Linked DNA regions of Homo sapiens: region 1 is linked to region 2. Evidence: read pairs that join two places in POLR2A ChIA-PET (ENCODE). Cell type or tissue: HepG2. All regions are shown on one strand. Links, peaks and the distances in the headings refer to the core of each region. The heading gives the core; the rest is flanking DNA.

Evidence for each region. Peaks named below come from ENCODE experiments on the same cell type or tissue, not always from the same donor. Only the 100,000 strongest peaks of a DNase experiment are listed, where the experiment ranks them.
Region 1: POLR2A ChIA-PET joins it to region 2 with 5 read pairs; 4 of 35 experiments call an interaction of 5 or more read pairs at or near these places.

What each region holds. Positions count from the first base shown.
Region 1 is chr14:31,180,939-31,186,319 of GRCh38, reverse strand. The region is part of intron 2 of HECTD1 (HECT domain E3 ubiquitin protein ligase 1); the gene reads left to right. Among named protein-coding and RNA genes, the nearest start is that of HECTD1, 24 kb to the left of the region's middle. In HepG2, for the core only: no CTCF peak of the experiment used is centred there; no DNase peak of the experiment used is centred there.
Region 2 is chr14:31,375,465-31,380,845 of GRCh38, reverse strand. It overlaps HEATR5A (HEAT repeat containing 5A), which reads left to right. Exons shown (of 36, transcript NM_015473.4): 11 at 268-379. Among named protein-coding and RNA genes, the nearest start is that of HEATR5A, 42 kb to the left of the region's middle. In HepG2, for the core only: no CTCF peak of the experiment used is centred there; a DNase peak (open chromatin) is centred at 2,655.

The sequences.
Region 1 (5,381 bases), core at 234-5,233, 190 kb after region 2:
GACATTTACTATGATGGAGATTTGGGAATAGAGGCACACATCAGGAGTTTTGTTTTGAATATACTCATTTTAAGATGCCTGTGATATTTCTAAATGGAGATAGTGATATTGAGTCAGTCTAGGGTGGAGAAAATACTTAGGGAGTTTTTGTGATATGTGGATGAGATTTATATTTGTGGTGTATGAACTAAGAGAATGGATGAAATCCATTAAAAAGGTAATTAAAGAGATAGGAAAGATGACGAGGGAATCTAGGAAGGAAGCTAGAGTGGAAAACCAGGGGAGTCATAAATCGAGAGAAAATTGAAGAAAATACTCATTCCAGACCGTGAAAGAAATGTAGCAGAATTATTAGGTATTGTGCTCATTTAAGGTTGGTGATCGTAAATTTATAGCAAGGTCAAATTTCCTGATAATGTGAATATTTTTTCTTTGTCAATCCCTGTTGACATAGATTCAGACCTAGGGAATGTGGGGGGTCGTTCATTTAGCCAGAAATGGGGCAAGGGATTTGAGAGTTTTGCTCATAGAAGGTAGTCGAGTGCTTGTCCAATAACCACAAAGGTCAAGTTGAATTATCTTCTTTTTTTTTTTAAACAGGGTCTCACTTTGTTGCCCAGGCTGGAGTACAATGTACAATTATGGCTCACTGCAGCCTGGACCTCCCTGGGCTCATGTGATCTTCCCATCTCAGCCTCCTGAGTAGCTGGGACCTCAGGCACGTGTCCCCACACCTGCTAAATTTTGTGTTTTTTGTAGAGACCAGGTTTTACCATGTTGCCCAGGATGGTCTCGAACTCCTGGGCTCAAGTGACCTGCCCACATCAGCCTCCCAAAGTGCTGGGATTACAGGCATCAGCCACCATGCCTGGCCTCAAGTTGAATTATCTGTCAACACAGGGTTTCTCTGAAAATGATGCTATGAAATTCCCTAACAGTGGAAGCATCAGGTTTTTTTTTTTTCTGTTTTTTGTTTTGAGACTGAGTCTCTCTTTGTCTGTCGCCCAGGCTAGAGTGCAGTGGTGCGATCTCGGCTCACTGCAAGCTTCGCCTCCTAGGTTCACACCATTCTGCCTCAGCCTCCCAAGTAGCTGGAACTACAGGCGCCTGCCACCACACCCAGCTAATTTTTTGTATTTTTAGTGGAGATGGGGTTTCACCGTGTTAGCCAGGATGGTCTCGATCTCCTGACCTCATGATCCGTCCTCCTTGGCCTCCCAAAATGCTGGTATTACAGGCGTGAGCCACCGCGCCCGGCCAGAAGCATCAGTTTTTAAATCTTATCTGTTTAAATTACAATGGCTGTATTAAAGCAGAATATCCAGCCAAGTATCTATTAGGAAATGACACTTGTTATTTTTTTTAGTTTCAATGTGAACTTTCAGGTAATACAATTCTCTCAACTATCTGTATTTTTTAGAATTCAGTAATTAATGTTGGCATTTTCTTCCCAATGTCTTTGCTTGATTTATAGTTAGATTTTTGAGATTTTGTAATTGGCTTTTCAGTTGTGAATAAATACTATTAACCTATATGCATATGTGTGTGTATGTGTATGTCTGTGTATACATATATTTTTTAAGAGAATCTTACTCTGTTGCCCAGGCTAAAGTGCATTGTGCGTGATCATGGCTCACTGCAGCCTTGAACTCCTGGGCTCAAGTGATCCTCTTGCCTCAGCCTCCCAAATAGCTGCGACTGCAGGCATGCGCCACTATGCCAGCTAATTTTTTTTTGAGACAGGGTGTGGCTTACCCAGGCTAGAGTGCAGTGGCGTGATCTTGGCTCACTGCAACCTCTGCCTCTCAGACTCAAGCCATCCTCCCACCTCAGCCTCCCAAGTAGCTGGGACCACAGGTGCACGCCTCCATGCCTGGCTTTTTGTATTTTTTGTAGTGACAGGGTCTCACTTTGTTGTCCAGCCTGGTCTCAAACTCTTAGGAGCTCAAGAGATCCACCTGGCTCGGCCTCCCAAAGTGCTGGGATTACAGGTGTGAGCCACTGCACCCAGCTGGCTAATTTTTTAATCTTTTTTTTAGAGACGGGTCTCCCTATCTTGCCTAGGCTGGTCTAGAAATCCTGGGCTCAAGTGATCATCCTGCCTCAGCCTTCTGAGTAGCTAGGATTACAGCAGTGAGCTACTGTGCATGGCTTAACCTGTATTTTAATTGAGTACTTTTGTTAGGAATCTTCTAATAGTGTTTTAAAGTTGTTTTAAAGAAAAGTTTTTAGAATTATGTGTAAGATAATGATTACATCTATTTTCACTTGAATAATATGTCTTTATAACCACTTAAAATTTTATTATTTTGGGCAAGGTGTGGTGGCTCACACCTGTAATCCCAGCACTTTAGGAGTCCGAGATGGGAAGATTGCTGGAGCCCAGGAGTTCAAGACTAGCCTGGGCAACATAGCAAGAACTTGTCTCTACCAAAAATAAAAAAATTAACTGGGTATGGTGGTGCATGCCTGTGGTCCCAGCTACTTGGGAGGCTGATTTGAGAGGATTGCTTGAGCCTGGGAGGTCAAGGATACAGTGAGCCAAGATCGCGCCACTGCACTTTAGCTTGGGTGACAGAGTGGGACCCTGTCTTAAAAAAAAAAAAAAAGACAAAATTTTACTATTTCAAGAATTCTCATAAGTTTTAAGTTGAGTAGTGATGACACAAAATTATTGGAATAGTTTTTGACTTAAAAGGCCCTCCACTGAGTTCAGCAGAATTTCTCTTCTCTGAAGACTGAATTTAACATTGTTCACTTCAGATAATTTTGACCCATCTTGAGTTTCATACACTATAATTTCATGTGTTGCAAATTTTATTTGCTATGCTAGTCTATTATAAATTAACAGATAAAGGGGAAATAATATACACTTGAATCCCTTAAGAAAAAAACCTGTTATTTTTAAAACCTCACTTATGAGCAACTGAATTTATAACAGAATAAACTTTAGAGCAAATTTACCTGTTCTGTTAGGTAAGTATTGTTAGCATGAGAGGTATCCAAGTATATTAACTTTGAGTTAACTTTCAAAAATTTGTTACTCATGTAAACCTTTTTGCTAATACATTTCACATAAATACAGTATAATTATATTTATGTATATTTTAAATAAAATATAACAAATTCTATATAATTTATTTTTTTTAATGTATATGTTTTCACATACTGATTGCTAGAGGGTTACTGAGTTTTACATCAAATTTCTTGCTTTATTTTTAGGAATCTGGGATTTTTTTTTACCTTTTTTGTGTGTAAAGTAAATTTTAGTTAAGTTTTCGTATTAAAGAGATAATTTTCAAGAATTTGGCTGTATTTGCCGTAAATCAGTGGCTGTATTACAGGAAATACCACGTAAATGAAAGGAGTCTGCCTAATCCAGCTGATTTCCTTTTGCATTGGCAATTAATGTATTCATAATAGTAGCTTATAGTAATGTGAGTTTTTTTTTTTTTAATTATTAATTTCTGAGACAGAGTCTCACTCTATTGCCCAGGCTGGAGTGCAGTGTCTTGATCTTGGCTCACTGCAAGCTCTGCCTCCCGGGTTCATGCCATTCTTCTGCCTCAGCCTCTCAAGTAGCTGGGACTACAGGCGCACACCACCATGCTGGCTAATTTTTATATTCTTAGTAGAGATGAGACTTCACCATGTTGGCCAGGCTGGGCTCGAACTCCTTAGCTCAAGTGATCTGCCCGCCTCGGCCTCCCAAAGTGCTGGGATTACAGGCGTGAGCCATTGCGCCTGGCCAGTAATGTGAGTTTTTATTAGCAAAACTCACAGAAAGAAAAATCTCATTATCATGTAACTAGTTTAATAGGAATATTGGCTGGACACAGTGGCTCATGCCTGTAATCCCAGCACTTTGGGAGGCTGAGGTGGACAGATTGCTTGAGCTCAGGAGTTCGAGACCAGCCTGGGCAACATGGCAAAACTGCATCTCTACAAAAAAATTTTTAAAAACTAGCTCGGCGTGTTGGCATACACCTGTGGTCCCAGCTACTTGGGAGGCTGAGGTGGGAGGAAGGTTGAGCCTAGAAGGTTGAGGCTGCAGTAAGCCATGATTACACCACTGCACTCCAGCCTGGGCGACAGAGCAAGACCCTGTCTGGAAAAAAAAAAAAGAGGCTGGGCGCAGTGGCTCACATCTGTAACCCCAGCACTTTGGGAGGCCTAGATGGGTAGATCATTTGAGGTCAGAAGTTCTAGATCAGCCTGGCCAACATGGTGAAACCCCATTCTCTACTAAAAATACAAAAATTAGCCGGGCATGTGTTAGGTGCCTGTAGTCCCAACTACTCAGGAGGCTGAGGCAGGAGAATTACTTGACCCCAGGAAGCGGAGGTTGCAGTGAGCCGAAATGGTGTCACTGCACTCCAGCCTGGGTGACAGAGCGAGACTGTCAAAAAAAAAAAAAAGAAAAAGACATTCTTTGATTTTCCTTGAAACCTTGATATAAAAAAAAGTGCATTTTACGTATGTAGGAATATGCCCCGGATACCTTGTTACTGTTGAAAAAGTAACTCAACAGCTAAAAAAACAAATTGGTTTTTCTGTCCAATAGCCAAGGCACAACAGATATTTCTTAGGAACACAGTTGATCACAATTAAAATCTGATACCCTATGAGGTTAGAGCTTTCTGGGTTTTGACCTTTTTGAAACTGGCTCTGTTTTTTTGTTGTTGTTTTTTTTTTTTTTTCTTTTGAGACAGGGTCTTGCTCTGTCACCCAGGCTGGAGTGCACAGGTGCGATCATGGCTCACTGTAGCCTTGATTTCCTGGATTCACATGAGCTTCCTGCCTCAGCCTCCCGAGTAGCTGGGACCACAGGTGCACACTACCAGCCTGGCTTGGTTTTTCATTTTTTTGTAGAGATGAAGTCTCCTTGTGATGCCCAGGCTGTTCTTGAAGTCCTGGACTCAAGCACTCAAGATGGGAGCATCTTGGCTTCCCAAAGTGATGGGATTACAGAGTGATCCACTGCACCCAGCCTAAACTGGCTCTTTAACTATACTTGTTCAGGAAATGCATCGCATTTTAGGGAACACAGCAGGAACTATTATTCCCCAAATTAGCAAATACTACATTCCCCCATGAAATGTATTAAGTTTATACTAAGCATTGCTCTTAAATTTTATTTTTTTTTTGATGTACAGTTTTTACCCTGGGTAAGAAAAATGGATGAATAATTGTATTACTATAAAGCATATGGTAAATCTATTCTTGTCATTTGATACTTGGACTATCAACTTCATTTTATTCTTTATTCAAAAAACTACTATTTTCTAAAGAAAACACATTACTCTTTTAGACTGTGTTTTTTCTTTAGTATTAACACTTTAACAGTCTCTTTTCATTTCTTCCATCTACTACATATGCAT
Region 2 (5,381 bases), core at 57-5,056:
TAATCTTACATTGTTGTCACATGTGTTCTACAAAAAATTATGGGATTGTTGTGTACTACCTCATATACCAGTATTTAACCTTGAAAACTTAATTTTTTATAGTTTCCTTTATGACAGTCCTATTATGTAGTCTACACGAATGACAGTTCTTTATCGTTTACATTTATTTTATGTAAGAATTAATTTTTCAAGATATTGTTAGCTGCTATCATTTAGTAATTTATAAACTGATATGCTTTTTTTAAAACTTGTTCTATATGTAAATAGATTATTATGACATTAGCAGAGGATTTGCTGTGTTCTGCTGCTCAAAACAGTCGCCTTTCAGCTCAGCGCACACAAGCTGGATGGTTGCTGATTTCTGCTCTGATGACATTAGGTAACAGTCTGTAGAAGGTTTACATACCTTGAAATACTTTGTGTTTTCTGAGTGAAATGATTCTTATATGTGATTTGATGAAATGAACTTTTAATACATACCAGAATTTAAATAGCCACACAAACATTTTTCTTGTAGTAGTCACCTTAAAAAGCCTTTTACTTTCGTCATTGCTTAAAACCTTTTGAGATCTCTCTTGATTTTCTCTTCCGGGCTAGATGATAAGCCTCAAGTAGGATAAGCCGAGTTACTAATCATCTTTCAGGCTTAACTCTGAACAACTGTGGCTTTTTCAAAAATCATTGACATCCATCTTCAGAAAAAAACATTTCCACAATATAGGCAAAAGAACATACCCATAGCTTGGGAATCCAGTTCTATAATTGTTTGAGGATTCATAACAGCCAATAAGGTTGCTACATTGAAGGGGATGAATTTTACTTAAATTATATTTATTAAAAAACAGTAATTGTTTTACAGTCATGACTATTTATATCCTCTAAATTTTTGAGACAGGGTCTCACTCTGTCACACGAGCTGGAGTGCAGTGGCATGATCATGGCTCACTGCAGCCTTGACCTCCTGGGCCCAAGTGATCCTCCTACCTAAGCCTCCCAAGTAGCTGGGACCATAGGCATGCAACATCATGCCTGGCTAATTTAAAAAAATTTTTTTTGTAGAGATGGGGTCTCACTATGTTGCCCAGGCTCGTCTCGAACTTGTGGGCTCAAGCAGTCCTTCCGCCTTGGCCTCCCAAAGTGTTGGCATTATAAGCATGAGCCACTGAAAACTTTATTTATTTATTTTTTGCCCAGTCTTATGGTGCTAATGAAACTTAATTTTATTACTCTATCACACCTATATTTTAAGTCTCTGTTGTCATACAAGTTATAGCTAGATATAAAACAACTGGCTGAGGCTGGGCATGGTGGCTCACGCTTGTAATCCCCGCACTTTGGGAGGCTGAGGCGGGTGGATCACTTGAGGTCAGGAGTTCAAGATCAGCCTGGCCAACAAGGTGAAACCCCATCTCTACTAAAATACAAAAATTAGCCGGGCATGGTGGTGCATGCCTGTAGTCCCAGCTACTCGGGAAGCTGAGGCAGGAGAATTGCTTGAACCCAGGAGGTGGAGGTTGCAGTGAAGTGAGATTGCACCACTGCACTCCAGCTTGGGTGACAGAGCAAGACTCCCTCTCAAAATAAAACAAAAAATGAATAGTTCGGGCGCAGTGGCTCACGCCGTAATCCTAGCACTTTGGGAGGCCTAGGCGGGCGGATCATCTGAGGTCAGGAGTTCAAGACCAGCCTGGCCAACAACACGGTGAAATCTTGCTTCTACTAAAAAAAATACAAAAATTAGCCAGACATGGTGGCATGTGCCTGTAGTCCCAGCTACAGGGGAGGCTGAGGCAGGAGAATTGCTTGAACCCAGGAGGCAGAGGTTGCAGTGAGCTGAGATCATGCCACTGCACTCCAGCCTGGGTGACAGAACAAGACTCCGTCTCAAAAAATAAAAATAAAAAATAATAATAAAATAAAGCAACTGACCTGATTTGGCCGATAAATCATTTTGACACCTATAAAGTAATTTGACCTAAAGGAGCTTAAATTAGAATAAACAATCATAAATGAAGAACTACTTTAAGTAGTGTTTTTTTTTTTTGTTTGTTTTTTTTTGAGGTGGAGTCTCACTTTGTCACCCAGGCTGGAGTGCAGTGGCGCGATCTCGGCTCACTGCAAGCTCTACCTCCTGGGTTCATGCCATTCTCCTGCCTCAGCCTCCCGAGTAGCTGGGACTACAGGCGCCCACCACCACACCTGGCTAATTTTTTGTATTTTTTAGTAGAGACGGGGTTTCACCATGTTAGCCAGGATGGCCTCGATGTGCTGACTTCGTGATCCACCTGCCTCGGCCTCCCAAAGCGCTGGGATTACAGGCGTGAGCCACCGCACCTGGCCAAGTAGTGTTCTTAAGATGATTAAAGAGATTTATTGGACTAGATCAAGTTTAGCTTCAAGGAGCCAAATTTGGCCTACTACCAATATTTATTATACAGCCTGTGAGCTAAGAACAGTTTTTATATTTATTAGTGGTTGGGGAAAAAAGATATTTTGTAATACATGAGAATCATGTGAAAGTCACATTTCAGCATTCATAGTTTTATTTGTGTACAACCACACTTGTTTGTGGATTGTCTGTGACCTTTAGGTGTACAGTGGCAGAGTTGAGTAATTGCAACAGGAAGTATGTGGCTCTCAAAGCCTCAAATGTTTACTATCTGCCCCTTTACAGAAAGTGTTTGTTAGACCAAAGCATAGATCATCATTTCACAGTGTGCTGGGAATAATGTAGTCAAGCTTTTATTTGCTTATTGCTGGGTGTTCATGCCTGCCGTATTGAAGTTCCTGGTGAATTAAGGAGGAAATAAACTACCTAATAAATGCATTTTGATAAACAAGAGCTTTTAAAACAAGCTAATTGTGTTGGAGGAAGACAACAAGAAGTCCTTTCTCCTGTACATCATATTTTACGGCATATGCATAATCAGCATACAAAAAGGGATTAAAAGTTTTAATTAAGGTTTTGTTTAATTACTTTGTTTTCTTGGGTTTTATTCATTTTTCTTAACTATTCTTTCCCTTTATTATCTATTTTTATTCTTATTCATTTGCTTATTTATTTTTTGAGACAGGGTCTCACTCTGTCACCCAGGCTGGAGTGCAGTGGTACGATCATGATTCACTGCAGCCTCGACCTCCGCAGGCTCGGGTGATCCACCTGCCTCAGCCTCTTGAGTAGCTGGGACTGTGTGCACCACCCTGCCTGGCTAATTTTTTGTAAAGATGGGGTTTTGTCATGTTGCCCAGGTTGGTCTTAAACTCCTGGACTCAAGCAGGTTACTCCTGGACTTAAGCAATCTGCCTTCCTTGACCTCCCAAAGTTCTGGGACTACAGGAGTGAGCCACTGCACCCAGGCTATTATCAATTTTTAGAGTGCGTTAGTATCATAGCAACTTTCAGGGGGGACCAGTGAGGTTTTTTTTTTAGGTATCATTATGAGCTCATGGAATTTTATATATTTATATGTTTTAATCACTTGCGATCATTATTCCTTTCGATCCTCAAATTGTCTCATCTTTGGTCATTGGGAGTCCCTTCAAGTTGGTTCATTTGTCCTTTTAACGTGAACCTAGTATTCTTTGATAATGTGTTTTTGCATGCAAGATGTCCCAGGTTTTACACTACATTTTCTGCCTTAGGCTTGCCATCAGCCGTTTCTCCAAGGAGCCTTGATTCCTTTTGTAGGAAATGGAATTTTTTTTTTTTTTTTTTTTTTTAAGAGACAGGGTCTCACCATGTTACCCAGGCTGGAGTACAGTGGCACCATCATAGCTCACTGCAGCCTTGAATGCCAGGCTCAAGCAGTCCTCCTGCCTCGGCCTCATGAGTAGCTAGGACTATAGGTTTACACCACTACACTCAGCTAATTTTTAAATTTTTTTTGTAGAGATGGGATCTTGCTGTTTCCCCAGCTGATCTTGAACTCCAGAGCTCAAGTGATCCTCCTGTCTTGCCCTTCCAAAGTGCTTGAATTACAGGCATGGGCCACAGTGCCCAGCTGGGAATGATTTTTAGACAGCAATCTTAGTGCTTTGTTAATTTTTGCTTTGCATTTTAAACATGTCTTCTCTGTTTTTTTCATTCCCTTTACCATTTATAATTTTCTTCATTATTTCACTATGAACTAATGTAAACACAAAACATGTTCATTCCTTGAATGTAAGCTACACACTTAAACCTTTTTTGATACACTTCCCAGTTTATCTGATGCCATATGAAAAAACTTGGATTTATCTCCAGATTCCTCCATATCTTGTCTTTCTGTGGATGGCTCATAAAGTGTGCGTGTATGTGTGTTGTGTTTGCTAGATACATTATAATTATTGTTATTTATTTATTTAAAGAAAGGATCTTGTTCTGTTGCAGTGGCAGTCAGACCATAGCTTGCTGCAGCCTTGATCTCTTGGGCTCAAATGATCCTCCTGCATCAGCCTCCCAAGTAGCTGGGACTATAGACATGTGCTACCACACCCAACTAACTTTTTACTTTTTTGTAGAAAGATTTCGGTGTGTTGACCTGGCTGGTCTCAAATGCCTGGCCTCAAGCAATCCTTCAGCCTCGGCCTCTCAAAGTGCTGGGATTACAGGCATGACCCACTGTGCCCAGCTTTAAGCACTCTTCTGTGTATAAACTCATATACGCCTCAGAAACTGTCCTTTGAATAAAATACTATTATTCTCCCCATTTATGGATGAAGAAATTGAGGCAGAAAAAGGTTAAATAACTCATCCAGGTTTACACAACTAATAAGTGGATGAAGCCAGGATATTAATCTAGGCAGTCTCCCTCCAAAGCCAAATGCAGTTCTGAGCTATGGGTTTGGAACAGAAGAAAGACATACAGTCAGCAGAATGTGGGAGTAAGAAGTAGAGAGCGCTTACTGGAGAAGTTTAAAGTAACTCCAGAAATTTAAAGAAAAGTACCTGGGGAGAAAAGCTATGGGTTTGGGTTTTTAAAAAATTGATAATGTTATCATTGTACATTGTTTTGTATTATTATTGGGTTTGTGTCATGATTCCTTCAATTCATAAATGTTGCTCTGAAACCTTTTTTTAACAAAAAGTATTCTATTCAGACATTTTGTATCTGATTATTGACCTGGAACAAGTTGCTATCAGAAGTTAGCATTATTCTGAAGATCAAGAATACAGATGGCTCACATCTGTAATTCCAGCACTTTGGGAGGCTGAAGTGGGTGGATTGCTTGAGCCCAGGAGTTCAGACCTGCCTGGGAAACATGGCGAGACCCCATCTCTACCAAAAAATACAAAAATTAGCTGGGCGTGGTGGCATGTACCTGTAATCCCAGCTACTCAGGAGGCTGAGCTGGAAGGATCACTTAAGCTCAGGGGGGTTGAGATTGAGATTGCAGTGAGC